2 separate regions of the Mus musculus genome follow, and region 2 is linked to region 1. Evidence: chromatin loops called from intact Hi-C (ENCODE). Cell type or tissue: heart. All regions are shown on one strand. Links, peaks and the distances in the headings refer to the core of each region. The heading gives the core; the rest is flanking DNA. Region 1 holds the start of Mak16 (MAK16 homolog). Region 2 holds the start of Rnf122 (ring finger protein 122).

Region 1 (2,907 bases), core at 181-2,680:
CCACAACTTACTGCATTACCTCAATGTGATTCTCTACCTAATTATCACTTACTTCTACCGCATTCTCCCAATAAACCTTCCTTTCTTAAAAGATATTTTATTTACATTTCAAAGGTTATTCCCTTTCCTAGTTTCCCCTCCGAAAATCCCCTACCCCCTCCCCCTGCTCCCCAGCCCACCCACTCCCATTCCTGGCATTCCACTCCAGGCATTCCCTTATACTGGGGCATAGAACCTTCACAGGATCTAGGGCCTCTCCTCCCATTGATGACCGACTAGGCCATTGTCTGCTACATATAAACCTTTCTAAAAGAACCTGTCTCCACTAACTTACTTTGCGTTATCCTCATCGTTATCACCATTGCCAGCATCCGGCTATGACCTCCCTGTAAAACTCAAGTTGGTCTCAAGCTCCCGAACCAACCTCCCCACTAGCTGAGTGTTCACAGCTGCCTCGTTGCTTTTACAGCACTTAACAGTACTTAAACATTATATTATACAGTTTATGGTACAAGTCTCTGAATCCCATTGCTAAGTAAGGACCTTGAGGGTGTAGAACATTGTTCCCCTTCATTGCTCTGTCCGGGACTGTATTTGGCACATGACAATTTCTTCAAAATCACTTGAACTACTTAATGGCTTTCAAAAGGGAGAACTGGGGAAGCAACCCTCATTTTATTATCACTCCTGCTGACCTTTTAAAAGCACTTTCTCAGGCCTGGATAATGGCTCAGGAAGGAGTGTGAGTCTGGTAACCCGAGTTTGATCCTTACAGAAGGAGCAAGGGAGCGACAGTAGAATCTGTCCGTTTGGGGGTCACATGCATACAGGTTTTTTTCGTTTGTTATGTTGTTTCCCCATACGACACTGCCGTGTGTGTTTCAAAGTGAGAACGGAGATGGCTGCTAGAAGTTCCCGCGGGTTGGTAAAAGAGCTGACGGCTTCAGGCTTTCCAGGCACGCGGCCACGGCCAGAAATGGGACGGTAATTAGCATTAAAGCCCCGCGCGTGCACAAGTGACTCGGAGGGTGCGCCTTGGGTTAGAGAGGACAAAGAAGCCCCACTTTTTAGAGGTTTGGAGCTCGCGCAGAGACACAGCAAGCAGGACAAGACGATATGTGCGCTCCTAGGGCAAGGGCTGCCGGAGGCGAGCACGCCAGGATCCAAGCGTGCGCTGGCGCGGAAGCGCGCATGCTCACTGTGCCCGGGGACGTCACGGGCTTCTGGGACACTGAGACGTTCTCGCGATAGGTTAGTGGCTCTCCGGAAGTGGCTCCGCGGAAGAAGCGTGGCCGCTTCCCCGGTCCTTCCTAATGCGGCGAGCTGAGCTGCCGGCACCATGCAGTCGGACGACGTGAGTTTTCCTCCTCTCGCCTTGGCACCACTGGGTTTTGCGCGGCATTTCGCTCATTTAGGATTCAGTCCCGCACGCTCAGACGGCCCGTTTGTCTCCGCTTCTCCCGGATGGCGAGACTTGCAGAGCCCCGATTTCCGATAGTGGCTTCCCACGCGCGTGTAGAAGGCCAGGCCACCCCAGCCCCAGCCCGCCGGGTGGGCTTCCTTAGTCCCTAGTGCTTGGCAGTGAAGCCCTTTGTGCCAGCTGCCATCTGAACGGCAGTTGTCTCGGGGTGGCAAGGCGGGAGAGATGCGATGTTTAAAATCCGTGCTTAGGGAACTCCTCCATGAGCGCTACCTCTCCAGTGTTAGGCTTTTTATTTTGCTCTGCAGCCTGCCCGAGGCGTAGTTTCGGAAGTAAGACTTCGTTTGTCTGTTCACAGAGTTGTAAGTACATAGCCAGTATCCAACTGGTGTAGGTTCAGTGTGATGATTGGTTGTTAACAGTCGGGCAAAAGACATTTAAAAAAAACCAAAAAAACCTCTGCTCTCATGAGCACTCTGGGGATGGAGAATAACGGTACTATGAAAGAGGAGTAATGGAGAAAGAGCGGTAGATCAGTCACATTGGGCTAAAAACCCCAGAATTGGGACTGAGGCAGCCACTGAAGAGCCGTAGGAATAGTAAAGGTACAAAGATGAGAGATAGGGAAGGACTTGTTACAGGAATCCAGAGGATGAGGGGGAGACTGGATTTGATAGGCTTGCCCGGACAAGGTCAGGGAGAACCTTGAAGGAAATGGTTTCCAGGTCTTTTTTAGTGGGAACTAGGGAGAACTGTTGTATTTTTTTTTTTTTTTAATTTAAGAAGAGCGTGAAAATGAGAGTTGCACTGGGGTATGTTTACCATCGGGATCCTTTTAGAGATGCTAAGTGGGCAGCTGGGCGCACAGACAAATCCGGTGCCCAGGAAAGAGGTGTGACCAAATGATGTGTAAGAGGTCTGACCACGAAGCTGAATAATACACCCACTCCACTTCTCGTTTCCTACAATCCTTACCCCTGTGTGTTTTATTCTTTGGCCCTTCGTTCTTCCCCCCTTTAACTGCTCTAGGGTCCTTCTTGGCTCTTCAGTGCAGTCCATCTAGAGACCTTTATGCTCACACACACACCCCCATATGTGGCTTTAGTGATTGCAACTTGATGCACCGTTTTTATATACTATGCACTTCACCAGGTTCCGGGATGTAAGGACCGTAGGATTGTTCTCATCCAGCAAACGCCAGGGTTTGTGTTTGGAGACGGCAGTGCCTTTACTTTAGAGTGCAGAACACATTAGAGAGACAAGGTAGAAGGTAATAAGGTTGTGATGATGGTGTGTATATCTAAGTATCTAGTGCTGTGCAGAATTGGACAATGGATAATGAACACATGTAAAAAAAGTTACAATGTAAATGTGATAGGGCTCATTTTGTTCACACTATACATAAGGGCATACTACAGATGCTAGAATGTATGTATGTATTGAAAATAATTCTGGGGAAGTAGTTACTAACTATAAATGAACTTCTG
Region 2 (2,907 bases), core at 193-2,692, 57 kb after region 1:
CGCCAACTTGCCTAGAAAAAGTGATCAAGATTTTGGGTACTTCTGGGGGAAGGGTGGGTGGTATTAACATCGAAGACTTGGCTCAGAAAGATCCAACAGGTAGCCTAGACAGGAAATCCAGACCCGCTTTCTAACCTGTAACACCTGAGCTGCCCCAAAGCCTCAGATGAACTAATTTAGCATCATCACGCGGTGGGGTGTGGGAAGCGGTTGGTGGTGGGTGGCTGGCTGTGCTGGAAGGTACCGTCACCACCTAGGCTGAAAGCAGACCCCAGGGTCTGGCCTTATTGCCAGAAAGCAAAGCTTTTGCCAGGCCAGCCCTGAGCTGGGGGCCCAGCTTTCTTTCTGCAAGGCTTTATCTATTCAGTAAAGCGACGCTCTTTTAATCCAGCGTCTGGCCCCTAGGAGCCAGTGAAAACCAACAAAGAAAAAGAAAGTCACCCCGCGCCTTGTCCCGCACGCTGCACTGTATACATATTTAAAATAGCCTGCAAAGTTTCAGAACCGGAACTTGAGCTCCCTCTAGGAGATCCTAGCCCGAGCGCGGATTTAATTCTCCAACCACCACAACAAAGAACAGAGTTTGAGAGCGCACAAAGGCAGGCGAAGGGGTAGAAGAGATGGACCGCCATACAAAGGCCGGGAAGACTCGGCTCACACGCCCCTGGCCCTCCACTCGCTTCCAGACCCCCTTTATTCCCAACAAAGTGAATGGGATCTTTCTAACTGCGCGCTGTGCAGAGCCCAGCAGGGCGCCAGGACGCCTTCTGGGCCGTCCCAGACACCGGGAAACTCGGCTCAGGACCTGAACCTGCGCGGTCCCTGTTCTCCCACCGGTCCAGGGACTCACCGTTACACCACTGGAATGGGTGCATCAATGAAGTCAAGGTCGGCTTCCGGGAGCAAACCGAGGCAAGGTGTTGGAGCTGGAGGGGCTGTGCACTGAGACCGCCGGGATGGAGATGCAACTCCCGGAGGAGTGGAGTCAAGGGTTACAGAGAGGCCGGTTTGCAGAGCAACAAAGAGGGCAGAGGAGGAAGCAAAGTCTTTTCGGAGCGAAGCCCTACCGAGGGCCCGGGCCGGGAGGGCAGCCGAGAGAGCCGGGATGCCCGGCCGAGAAGGCAGTAGCCAGGACACGAAGCCGGGCTTGGGTCCCACTGCGCTGAGCAGTGCGCGCTGGGATTCCGAAAACTGACACCGCACGGCTCACACCCCCCTCCCTAGGACTGCTCCCTCCCGGGAGCCCGCCCCCTTTTCGTCACCTGCCCTCCGGCCAATGGGAGCCTTTCTCCTGCCCTGGGGTATTATTTACAAGCCAGTTTACCCTCTGGACAGGGGAGCTTTTTTCTGGGTAGATTCCTACCCCGCCTCCTAGCCAGACCTGGGGAGTCCCTAGCCTGCAGAACGGCGTGAGAGGCGACGCCTGCAGGGGGCGAAGATCGCCGCCTCCTAGGACCCGGGCGGGGAGGGCTATGGTGGTGGAATGACACGAGGATTAGTGCCACTTTTGTTTTCCGCCTACAGATCCGTGTCTGTCTCGAATTTCTATAGCTCTGTAGAAGGCAGTCCTGGGAGTTGGTTCCACTTGTCCTTCGCCTTTAGACCTGGTTATGCGTGGCAGCTAGCGCATTCCCAGACCCACCGCGAAAGGAGAGAACTGAGGCAAAGAGGGCAAAGCAGATGAAACTCAAAACTCCATCTTCAAAGGGCTATTGTTCTCACATCACTTCAGGACAGAGCCTTCTTTTACAAACAAGAATAAGGCCTAAAGCTGAAGGCCATACCGTGCCAGGATTCCAATCTCCTAGACTGTGGCGAAAACCCGGAAACTGGCTTTGTCAATGGCCGGGACAGGGGTCTTGCTTCGGTGTTGAATGGACAGGGGATGAAGGGGGGGGGGGATCTCAAATCTCCATGTAGTATTATTTATTTTGGATGACATTGCATAGTTTATTTTATATGTTTATTATTTTGCTAATGGAAAGCTATTTGGTCCTAACTGACCTCCAACTCCAGAGATCTGCCCTCCTCTGTCTCCAGGGTGCTAGGATGAAAGGCCTGTGCCACCATACTCAGGCTTGTTTATGTATGCTTTTGTTTATCTTTCCACTTAAAAGAAAGTATTACCATCAGTGCATAGAGTATCATTGAAAGTACCCCGGTGCAAGGCGCCACAGCCACGTTCAGAAGCAGTGTGTTGAGTAGACCCACAAATAAGCAAGCAAAACGGCCTGCTCTTCCTTTGTCAGGACTTATCATCCCACTATTGATTTGTTGGAACTGAGTCTCTGGCCCCTGAGCGAGCTAATGCATGCGAATGAATGTTTTGCCATTTCCAAGCACAGTCGTTAAAGTATCAAATATCCTGACCTGCATCTCAGGGCTGCTGGAACAAATGCAATCTTCTTATCTCTGGGGATGGTCGGATAGTCTCCAAATCCAGAAGGCCTTTGTGGACGGTGATTGTGGTGTTTGCATATACACCGTACTTCCCTTAACATCAAGTTGCATACCCCCCACCCCCCAATATTTGTGTAACTTAACAATATGGAAGGCTCACTGTAGTTCATCAATTTAGTGGGGGCAGTGTCGTGTACAGATCAAATTTCTAGGTGTTGTTGTTATTGTTATGAAACAGGGGTTATTAACTATGTAGCCAGGCTAACCCCAAACATAGAGGTTTGACTACCTCTGTCTCTTGAGAGTTGTGTATGTGGCACCACCGCCTGGCTGTCTTAGTGGGATCACTGCAAAGGGTTTCTAAAGGCCTCTCGGATCCTCCCCTAAACCCCACCCCCTCCACTTTAGAGCCCCAGGGAGAAATGTGACATTTACTAACTCTGGAGCTTAAGCCCAGATATTGTTTTGTTTGTTTGTTTGTTTGGATGGTTTTGAGTTTTTGAGACA

What was found. Hi-C counts contacts between places; a loop is a spot of excess contacts. Peaks named below come from ENCODE experiments on the same cell type or tissue, not always from the same donor. Only the 100,000 strongest peaks of a DNase experiment are listed, where the experiment ranks them.
Region 2: it touches region 1 in a loop (2.9-fold over the local background); 5 of 42 quality-filtered maps call a loop at or near these places.

What each region holds. Positions count from the first base shown.
Region 1 is chr8:31,167,112-31,170,018 of GRCm38, reverse strand. Mak16 (MAK16 homolog) reads left to right here and starts at 1,295. Exons shown (of 10, transcript NM_026453.3): 1 at 1,295-1,354. The coding sequence starts at 1,340. In heart, for the core only: no CTCF peak of the experiment used is centred there; a DNase peak (open chromatin) is centred at 1,198; H3K4me3 peaks cover 2,500 bases; H3K27ac peaks cover 2,066 bases.
Region 2 is chr8:31,110,116-31,113,022 of GRCm38, reverse strand. Rnf122 (ring finger protein 122) reads right to left here and starts at 1,196. Exons shown (of 6, transcript NM_001368375.1): 1 at 851-1,196. The coding sequence starts at 875. In heart, for the core only: CTCF peaks have their summits at 517 and 1,415 (motif pointing right); DNase peaks (open chromatin) are centred at 562 and 1,262; H3K4me3 peaks cover 2,099 bases; H3K27ac peaks cover 1,758 bases.